Linked DNA regions of Homo sapiens: region 1 is linked to region 2. A link is an interaction called in ENCODE POLR2A ChIA-PET data of the cell type or tissue named here. Cell type or tissue: MCF 10A. All regions are shown on one strand. Each heading gives the region's core, and the rest is flanking DNA. Links, peaks and the distances in the headings are about the cores only. Region 1 has its middle 21 kb from the start of RAB18. Region 2 has its middle 29 kb from the start of LINC02673.

Region 1 (5,382 bases), core at 314-5,313, 110 kb before region 2:
TCTGATCATTCCTGCCCAGTGCTCAACAGAAGTAAATTGGGATATAATAGGAGGGTTCTGCCAGTTTCTAACAACTTAAGGATAGTCTCTTAATGTGAAAAAAAAAATGATGCCCTATCCAATGTTTAAGAGGTAGAGAATCAAGCTTGAGCTAAATTTGATCATCTTGATAATGTAGTTCTCTCAGAGTTGCTGATATGTCTAACACTGAGATGGAAGGGAGCTTCACGGAGAGGGTGAGAAGTTGCACTGCTTTTCAACCTGAGTCACACTTTAGAAACACCTGGAACTTAAAGCTGTTGATGTTGGATGCCATCCCTCAAGAAAGTCCCATGCCTTAGGTCAGGGTGGGGCATGAGCTTTAAAAAAATTATTCAGATAATTCTAACATGCTGCCAGAGATGAGATCCATTAGGTAGAGAATTCCACGACTTTGGGTCCCATATATACAGGAACAACTACAGTATAAAATGGTGGTGTTGGTGACTCTGGGAGCAATAAGTATCACATGCAGTTAGTGTGAGCTCTGCTGGCAGAGCTGGCATCACTTACTAGAATAAATCATATCCATGGAACCCAAGGAAAATCAGGAGTTCTCAGGTGATAAGGAGAGAGCCCTACCTATGAATGACTGATGGACTCTGAAGAATCCCAGGACAAGGAGCTATGAAGTTGCTCTCTTTCCCTTGTGAACCCTTAAACCACAAGATTAACACAATCACTGCATTTTCAATGACTTGTATACAAACTAATATAAGCAATTGTGCCTCATGTAGGCATTTCTGACTAGATACAACACAGTAATAAAACCACTCATTGCAAAGTTGTTGGTTAGAGAGCAAAGGCTGGCATATACAAACTCTTTGTCATTAGAAAATATTACACTGACGGGTAGAGGGAACAGAGGGTTCTGGAATGCTTGTACTGTTCTGTTTCTTGTTCTGGATGCTGGAGACACGGGTATGTTCAGTTTATAAAAATAGGTATGTACACTTATGAATTGTGTACTTTTCAATATGTATTTTATACTTCAGTACAGTATATGACAAATATTAAAAACTGACTAACCACTGCTTCCTTTCAGCATGTGTATGGAGGATGGCTAGATAATTCTTATCAATGGGAAAATAAATGTCCACATTGAATTCTTCCACTTACAGAGCTTGGGAGGAGTTACACAGGGAAAGGGTTACAGAAGAAAGATGGAAATTGCAAAGTGTTTGCTGGTTCTTCAGTGCTACCCAGGGGTGAACAGGTGGTCTTTTGTTTAGCAAAATGATGAATGTGTTTTCAAACATGCAGAAGGTGAACAGACCTCAACATGAGGAAGAAGCAGAGAGCTCATTGCTCTGTCCTGTAATTAAACAGATTCTAATTTAGGAGAAAGCTAAAGGTGAAGGGACCTGGGGAATCAGGGAATAAGAGGAGATACCTGAGAGAGAGGATTGCTTAGGCTATGTGATGGCATATTGCAGCTTGGGAAAAGATGCCCATACAGACTGGGAATGCATTCTGAAGATGCAATGGTTACAAGACTCTTAAGAAAAGAGAAATCAATTATTTAATTTCAAATTTGTTTATGTGACTGCAGTGAAAACCCCATCCATTGATTCAGACCCTTGGTAACATCTGCTACCTTAGCTACCCTGCTACCCACCTGTTTTGTTGTATTTATTTATTTACTTATTTAGAGACAGGGTCTCACTCTGTCTCCTAGGCTGGAGTGCAGTGGTGTGATCTCAGCTCACTGCAGCCTCTGCCTCCTGGGTTCAAGCGATACTCCTGCCTCAGACCCCACCAAGTAGCTGGGATTATAGGAAGGCATCACCATGCCCGGCTAATTTTTCCATTTTTAGTAGAGACGGGGTTTCACTGTGTTGCTCAGGCTGGTCTCGAACTCCTGACCTCAGGTGATCCACTTGCCTCAGCCTCCCAAAGTGCTGGGATTACAGGTGCCCACCACCATATCTGGCTAACTTTAAAAATATTTTTAGTAGAGACAGGGTTTCACCATTTGACCAGGCTGGTCTTGAACTCCTGACCTCAAGTGATCAGCCCACCTCGGCCTCCCAATGTGTTGGGACGACAGGTGTGAGCCACCATGCTCAGCCAGCTACTTAACATTTCTAAGCTTGTTTTCTTTTGTATAAAATGGGGGAAAATAACTCTCACGCAGAGATTCTGTGAGACCTAAATGAAAGGATGTATTTGAAGCAAGTCCCTTACCAGATAGCATATAGTAAATAATAAATATTAACTCCTTTCCTTTTTGCTCATCCATAATATGGCATATAGAAATATTTTATAAATTACAAAGTGCCATACAAATAATTGTTAAAAAAATTAGTGATAACTAAAATTTGTTGACTGATTATTTGCAAAGCATATTCCTTCCTAACAATTAATTTCAAGAAGTAGAAAGAGTATTTTCATACCATAAATTCAATGAATGATTTTCATGCAGTGATTTTCACCTGGGAGCATTTTGGCTTCCCGAGGGTCATCTGGCAATGTCTGGGGACATTTTCGATCATCACAGCTTGGGGAATGCTACTGGCATCTAATGAGGACAGGCCAGAGACGCTGTTAAATATCATACAATGCATAGGACAGGCTCCCACAACAAAGAATTATCCAGCTCAAAATGTGAATGGCTCCACTCTTGAAAAACAGTTTTGGTGGCAAAGCAAGTTAGTCCGGTTTGTCTTCATATCAATTTTATTGAGTGCCCACGCACACATCAACATATTTTAACCTTAAAGTATCCCCTCCTTATCCTGCGGACTCTCAAAAGGAATGAGAAAATTCACTTCTAAGGTGACCCTGTTCTTAGATGTTCAGGCATATAAACCATGAGCCTGTAATATCAATGCAAAGCTTGTGTTCTGCCCCAGAAAAGTCTAGAGAACTCTCTCACTAGACACTCTCCTCCACACCCCATTAAAAGGTACATTATATTTTGTACAGTGTTACCACTTTAAATGACCTGTACAGTCCTGCCTGTCTCAAGCAATACTTAGTAAATCAAATTCCATGGTACTCAGCTCATTTCATGATTCAACAATGTGGATGGAGCTCTTTCCGGTAGTGAAGATGATTGCTTCAGAGTAAGAACCTGCCTTCATAGCAATCCGGAATCTTAATTTTAGAAATCAGAATGAGACAATTTACAGCTAATGAAAAGATTGTTCAGAAACATTTCTGTTATTGCTAAGTAAACGTTCTTCCCGGCTATGAACCTAACAGAGGGTGGAGCTAGTAACCTGGGGCAACAGAGCTGTTGATATTGTGCTGTTCAGCTTCTTCATCTCCCACCGTCCCTGCTACTTTCTTAATCCCTGGCTCCATGAGAGCAGCCAGAGGTCCTACAACAAAGTCAGAGCTGGGTTAGGGGCAAAGGATGCTGGGAAAGCTGTGTGCAACATGCAGTGGAGTTGTTCTAGAATGCAGTAATAATTATTCTATAATTTACTTTGTATTTTCACAACACATTACTTTTTTTGTTTGTTTTTGTTTTTGTTTTTGAGACAGAGTCTCACTCTGTGGCACAGGCTGGAGTGCAGTGACATGATCTAGGCTCAGTGCAACCTCTGCCTCCCGGGTTCAAGCAATTCTCCTGCCTCAGCCTCCCTAGTAGCTGGGACTACAGGCATGCGCCACCACACTGGCTAATTTTTCTATTTTTAGTAGAGGTGGGGTTTCATCACGTTGCCCAGGCCGGTCAGTCTTCAACTCCTGACCTCAGGTGATCTGCCTGCCTCGGCCTCCCAAAGTGCTGGGATTACAGACATGAGCCAACGCACCCAGCCCAAGACATAACTTATTTGATCCTTCCAACAACCCAATGATGTAAATAAAATAAATATCTTTAAGCCTACTTTACAGATTAAAAGAAAAAAAAAATCCTATAAAGGTTAAATGTCTTACTTTAAATCCTGCACCTATTAAGTATCTAGAGAGCCAGGTACAGTGGCTCATACCTGTAATCCCAGCTTTCTGGGAGGCCGAGGTGGGAGGATCACTTGAGCCCAGAAGTTCAAGACCAGCCTGATCAACACAGCAAGACCCCGTCTTTACAAAAAAAAAAAAAAAAAAAAAATTAATTAGCTGGTTCCAGCTACTCAGGAGGTCAAGAGGCTGAAATGGAAATATGGCTTGAGCCCTGGAGTTCGAGGCTGCCATGAGCTATATGATTGCACCACTGGTCTCCAGCTTGGGCAATAGAACAAGACTCTGTCTTAAAAAAAAAAGAAAAGTATCTACGATCCAAGCCTTCTGTGATGGTTAATATTGAGTGTCAACTTGTTTGGATTGAAGGATACAAAGTATTGTTCCTCAGTGTATCTGTGAGGGTGTTGCCAAAGGAGATTAACATTTGAGTCAGTGGACTGGGAGAGGCAAACCTACTACCCTCAATCTGGGTGGGCACCATCTAATCAGCTGCTAGCATAGCTAGAATAAAGTAGGCAGGAGAAGATGGAAGAGCAGACTTGCTGAGTCTTCTGGCCTTCATCTTTCTCCTATGCTGGATGCTTCCTGCCCTCAAACAGCAGATTCCAAGTTCTTCAGCTTTTGGACTGTTGGACTTATACCAGTGGTTTGCCAGGGCTCTCGGGGTTTTGGCCACAGACTGAAGGCTGCACTGTTGGCTTCTCTATTTTTGAGGCTTTGGGACATGGACTGATCCACCACTGGCTTCCTTGCTCTTCAACTTGCAGATGGCCTATCATGGGATTTTACCTTGTCATCACATGAGTCAATTCTCCTGAATAAACTCCCTTTCATACATACATATATCCTATTAGTTCTGTCCCTCTAGGGAACCCTGACTAATACACCTTCCAACTCCTAAGAGTTCTTTACACTTAGAGTACACAAAAATATAGTTTGTGCTCCTTTTCTTCCAGTTCTCTGCATTTACTTCCCTTTTCTCTGTTGCAGGAGTGCAAAAGAAAACTGGAGATACTGACCTGTTGTAACCCAGCCTGCAGACTCCAGAAAAGGCGCAGAAATCCTTGACTTAGCCTGCTGGTATTCTCCAAATCAGAAAGTATCTGCCCTGCAAAAATGCCTATGGGAAATCATTCATTTCCTAAAAACTCATTTTCATAATGTAATTAATCATCCTGGACAGATTTTTCAAAATTAGCCATTATTTTTTCTTGCCTAATTTCACCTATTACTGTAATTTAAGCCATATTACTGTGATTTAATGTGCTTTTCTTCAGGATTATTACTTTAAACATTGGAAGACGACTTGTTCCAAATTAGCAATGTCATGACCTGAATGAATGTACTTATTCCCTTCGTTAACTCTTAGCTATTCATTCTTCCTTGAAAGGATCTTTCAGTTCCCTTAACTTCCTCTTATTTGAATACTCA
Region 2 (5,382 bases), core at 169-5,168:
AACTCCGTTTCTTGGTAACCACCATTCTATTGTCTACTTCTATATGTTTTTCTATTTTATTTTATTTTATTTTGTTGAGATGGAGTTCTGCTCTGTCACCTAGGCTGGAGTACAGTGGCGCGATCCCAGCTCACTGCAACCTCCACCTCCTGGGTTCAAGCTATTCTCCTGCCTCAACCTCTTGAGTAGCTGGGATTACAGGCACCTGCCCCCACAACCGGCTAATTTTTGTATTTTTAGTAGAAATGGGGTTACACCACGTTGGCCTGGCTGGTCTTGAACTTCTGACCTCAGGTGATCCTCCTGCCTCAGCCTCCCAAAGTGCTGGGATTACAGGCGTGAGCCACTGTGCCCAGCTACTTATCCTAATATTATTTTCCTATCAAATAATGTTTTTTAAAAACTGATATTTAGGTATCCCTCATAAGCACTCAGAAAAATATATGAACAATGTTTCTTAACCAGCTTTTGCCCAATAATAACTAAGTCTTAGTGAATGTAAAAATCATCCAGGGTTAGGAAAAATCATGTAAAAATAGCTTTTGTTTGCAAATTCAAGAAGCATGCCTGCTTCTTGAGGAAACCAGATGATAAAGAGAATGTATGGCATACATAGGAGGTTCTCATGACTGTAGCTAGAAAATTAGCACTTATAGGCCAGGCGTGGTAACTCACACCTGTAATCCCAGCACTTTGGTGGATCACGTGAGGTCGGGAGTTCAAGACCAGCCTGGCCAACATGGTGAAACCCCGTCTCCACTAAAAATAAAACAATTAGCTGAGCATGGTGGCACATGCCTGTAATCCCAGCTACTCAGGAGGCTGAGGCAGGAGAATCACTTGAATCTGGGAAGTCGATATTGCAGTGAGCTGAAATTGTGCCACTGCACTCCAGCCTGGGTGACAAAGAGAGACTCTGTCTCAAAAAAGAAAAATTAACACTTATGACAAGAAGTTAGGTGGTTCCTCACTGGTTCCCTTCATTCACTTTTTGAAGGCCTGAGGACAGTTGGCCAAGCCGGAATATGTCAGCAAAGTCAGACCGCAGCTGAGAAGTAGGTGGAGTTGTCTTGTATATTTTTGTTTCTCCCTTGGGCATGTTTCTCCTCCCCTATCCTCTTCTTTCTTCCTCCTCAAACTCCCACAGTACTCCCATCACTTTAAAATACTGTTTCCAGGAGATCCTAACTTTGAGTACAGCTCTTTGACTTCTTTTTTGAGACAGGATCTCACTCTGGTTGCCCAGGCTGGAGTGCAGTGTTGCAATCATGGCTCACTACAGCCGCAACCTCTCGGACTCAGGTGTTTCTCCTTCAGCCTCCTGAGTAGCTGGGACTACAGGTGCACGGCCATGCCTGGCTAATTTTTTTGTATTTTTAGTAGAGACAGGGTTTCTCTGTGTTGCCCAGGCTTGTCTCAAACTCCTGGACTCAGGCAATCCACCTGCCTCAGCCTCCAAAAATGCTGAGATTACGGGCATGAGCCACTGCACCCTTCTCACCCTGGCAATAGGCTCAGCCAACTCATACCCTTGGACTTAGCCGGGGAACTCCTGGCCAAAACCACTTTATATTTGGCTTCTCTTTGCATAAACCCATTTAGATTGCCTACTTGCCTATTTGCCTGCAAAACTCCAAGAGATACTCCTTTCTCTTCCATTGAGATTCCAAGTATTTTAATCCCACCCTTGTAACAAAGCACACTTCTACATGCTGTGGCACTTGCCTTCAGAATATACTCCTTCTACATGAACTCAAATAGATCAAGCACTTTGGGAGGCAGAGGCGGCTGGATCACATGAGGTCAGGAGTTTGAGACCAACCTGGTCAACATGGTGAAACCCTGTCTCTACTAAAAATACAAAAATAAGCTAGCAATCGCTTGAACCCCCGGAGGCGGAGGTTGCAGTGAGCTGAGATCATGCCACTGCACTCCAGCCTGGGTGACAGAGTGAGACTCCTTCTAAAAAAAAAAAAAAAAAAAAAAAAAAAAGCCAGGTGCAGTGGCTCACGCCTATAATCCCAGCACTTTGGGAGGCCGAGGTGGGCAGATCGCAAGGTCAGGAGATCGAGACCATCCTGGCCAACATGGTGAAACCCTGTCTCTACTAAAAATACAAAAATTAGTTGGGCGTGGTGGTGCACACCTGTAGTCCCAGCTACTCAGGAAGCTGAGGCAGGAGAATCGCTTGAACCCGGGAGGCGGAGGTTGCAGTGAGCCAAGATTGTGCCACTGCACTCCAGCCTGGAGACAGAGTGAGACTCCGTCTCAAAAAAAAAAATTGTATTCTAAGGAAAAGAAAAGGACAATTATGACCCTTGTCCACATTTAGGCAACACGTCTCCTACTAAACCCTTTGCATGAATTATAGATAATATTTGATATTATTTATTATCCTTAATCAGACATTTTCTAAATTAATCCAGACATCTCCTCATTAATTCAATCATACTCACTTTGGAACCAATCATCCTTCACTTGAATAGCCCTCTGATCTCTTTACCAGGCATGGACCATGAAGTGCCTGCATTTAATAGTAATCCCAGGTTACCACATTTCACCTGTGCAATCCCTGCTGTTTACCTGGCACAAGCTATTTATTTTACTCTAATCCAGAGAAAAGAAAACTCATAGATGATCACATAATGTTCTGTGCCAGCTTATTTTTGAAAGTAATGTGAACAGCTAAGATGGTTCCCTGTTACCTCTAAAAATGAAAGAATACAAAAGGATTAACATGAATTAGAAAAGAAGATACCATTTGATAAGCCCCAAAACAACACTTGCAGTAGTAGCTTTCCCGTAGATCCTACAGTATTGGCCTTAACCACCATGTGCAACAATATTTTAAGAGCTATCATTAGGCACGCAGGTTAGGAATTCTTTGTCAGCATAAGCAGTGTTTACAAGCTCTGAGAAGAACAGACTCCGGTAACATCTGTCTTAAATTTCAGATCTTTTTGTTCATTTTACCAATGTCTATTGAGAGCTAAGCATGAGTCACAGAGATGAATAAAACATATTCCATGCACTCAATAAGTTCATAACATAATGAGTCATATGAACACGCATAGGATTAATCGATATTATTGGTCAGTCTTTGAATTAAAGCATTGAAAGTCCAGTAGGTAATATCAAGTCCCTAAATTACAACAAACACGAAGGATATTCAGGAAAGATGAGTTTCCAGGGTAGGGTGTAAGAAAGTTCTGGAATGTACACAGATGCTGGAGAAGAACTGGAGAACTGGTATCTCAACTGAGAGATACCAGTGAGGATAAATAAAGAAAAGATATGTGAGATGCCACCAGAGAAAATTCTGCCTACATAATTTTACCAGTGTTTGCCCTAAGTAAGAATGCAAGTGATGACCCAGTCACCGACCTGTTAGCTTTGTCATTTTCCAAAGATTTTAAAATTGTCACTCGAAGAATAATATTTTCAAGGTATGAAGAACCCCTCTGTATTAGTCTGTTTTCACATTGCTGATAAAGACATACCCCAGACTGGGTAATTTATAAAGAAAAAGAGGTTTAATGGACTCACAGTTCCATATGGCTGGGGAGGCCTCACAATCATGGCGGAAGGTGGAAGGCACATCTAACATGGCAGCAGACAAACAGCAAATGAGAACCAAGCAAACGGGGATTCCCCTTATAAAGCCATCAGATCTCGTGAGACTTACTTCCACGAGAAGCATATGAGTGAAACCGCCCCCTTAATTAAATTATCTCCCTCCAGGCCCCTCCCACAACATGTAGGAATTATGGGAGCTACAATTCAAGATGAAATTTGGATGGGGAGAGAGCCAAACCATATCAACCTCTGAACTCAGTATATTTTATGCTTAGGCTCAGGGCTATATAAAACCTTTCTAGAATTAGATTTTGCCACATCCATTCTGATAACAGCCCTCCTAGCTTAACTTGCAGATTATTCCTTCTTCAATCTAGTTCACGTGCGCTAGGTGGGCTCTATTGCTGCCTCAGGCGTGGACCACATGTCTCAGGCCCAAGCCAGTAAGCACATCACGTTCCCCTGGCCTTGGTGCTTGCAGACACAAGAATAATTCCTAGCCTTGTAAGCAAAAGAGCTCCCTGTTTCCTACTGGGCTTACATCTTGGACTCACCTGAGCTTAGGACTGCTGCAGTCATCTTGTCATAAAGCACAGAGAGCCTAGAAGTTCCAGAAGTGATGACGAGGAGGTTGCACATGAATTCAATCCAGCGGGAGGCAGAGAGGAGAAACACAGAAAAAAAAAAAAAAAAAAAAAAAAAACACCCAAGCCCTAACGATATTGTTTGAGCCCAGAATCCAACTATACTGGCAGCAAGGCTACCTGTGGACTTTTTCAGTTAAGTGAGAAAATAAATTCCATCTTTGCCTGAAGTCTTTTGGAGCAGATGTTCTAACACCTGTAAATTAATACAGAAATAAGTATATAACAGACACGTTTAATCTGATGCCATCTCATTTCCAGGCCCCCTCCCAAACTCACCAGAGGCTAGAGTCTCAGAGCAATAAAACTGACACAGAAGGATTTCACAATTTCAAGTCACTTTAAAACCAACATCACAGAAAATGTGATCATAGAATGTTTGGCCAAATTCTATTTTGTAGGCATTTTCAGAAATGCAAATCCCATTTATGGGATAATCAAGAAAAACTACCAAGAGAGTAATTACATGCAATCTGCTTTGATTATTGGTCTTGGCCATCAAAACTCATAAATGCATTAGAAATCATATAACAAAGACAACACATATAGCCTGATCCTGAAGCATGCAAACAGATATCCAAAGTGCTTCCTGCTTTTAATTGGCTGGGTGGTGAATAGGTGTAGTCATACAGTTTTTTCCTTTTCAAGAACAAAGATCTGAGGACTTTGCATGAGAGAAGCCTCATAAAATTGCCAATATGTGGCTTTGGGTTTGAAACTTACTCTGGAACTTAACATTTGTGAAGAAATGCACTAAGCATTCGTCCTTATTCATTAGAGTCACTCCTTCCACATTGAAGTCGTGATACAGAGAATGCAAATTACAAACCTAATTGCACATATGGATTCTTACTTAATGCAATGGCCCTAGTTTTATAGTCTAGGAGTCCATATTTGAGGGAAGGTGGTAACCAAACCTCACCCAACAGCTTGTAATCTTGGAAAAATATGTAAAAAATGAAAAACACCCATATGCCAAGCTTTTAAATGGGAAATTGGTGCCATCTTGTGGTTACAAATATGTAAAAATAAAAAATTTTACCTTTTTTTTTTAGAGATGGTTTCGCTCTGTCACCTAGGCTTATGAAGTGCAGTGGCTTGATTATAGCTGTCACTGCAATTCAAACTCCTGGGCTCAAGTGATCCTCCTGCCTCAGCCTCC

The links. ChIA-PET counts read pairs that join two places held together with the same protein. Peaks named below come from ENCODE experiments on the same cell type or tissue, not always from the same donor. Only the 100,000 strongest peaks of a DNase experiment are listed, where the experiment ranks them.
Region 1: POLR2A ChIA-PET joins it to region 2 with 7 read pairs; 2 of 35 experiments call an interaction of 5 or more read pairs at or near these places.

The regions. Positions count from the first base shown.
Region 1 is chr10:27,481,087-27,486,468 of GRCh38, reverse strand. No RefSeq gene overlaps it. Among named protein-coding and RNA genes, the nearest start is that of RAB18, 21 kb to the left of the region's middle. In MCF 10A, for the core only: no CTCF peak of the experiment used is centred there; a DNase peak (open chromatin) is centred at 3,048.
Region 2 is chr10:27,369,868-27,375,249 of GRCh38, reverse strand. No RefSeq gene overlaps it. Among named protein-coding and RNA genes, the nearest start is that of LINC02673, 29 kb to the right of the region's middle. In MCF 10A, for the core only: no CTCF peak of the experiment used is centred there; no DNase peak of the experiment used is centred there.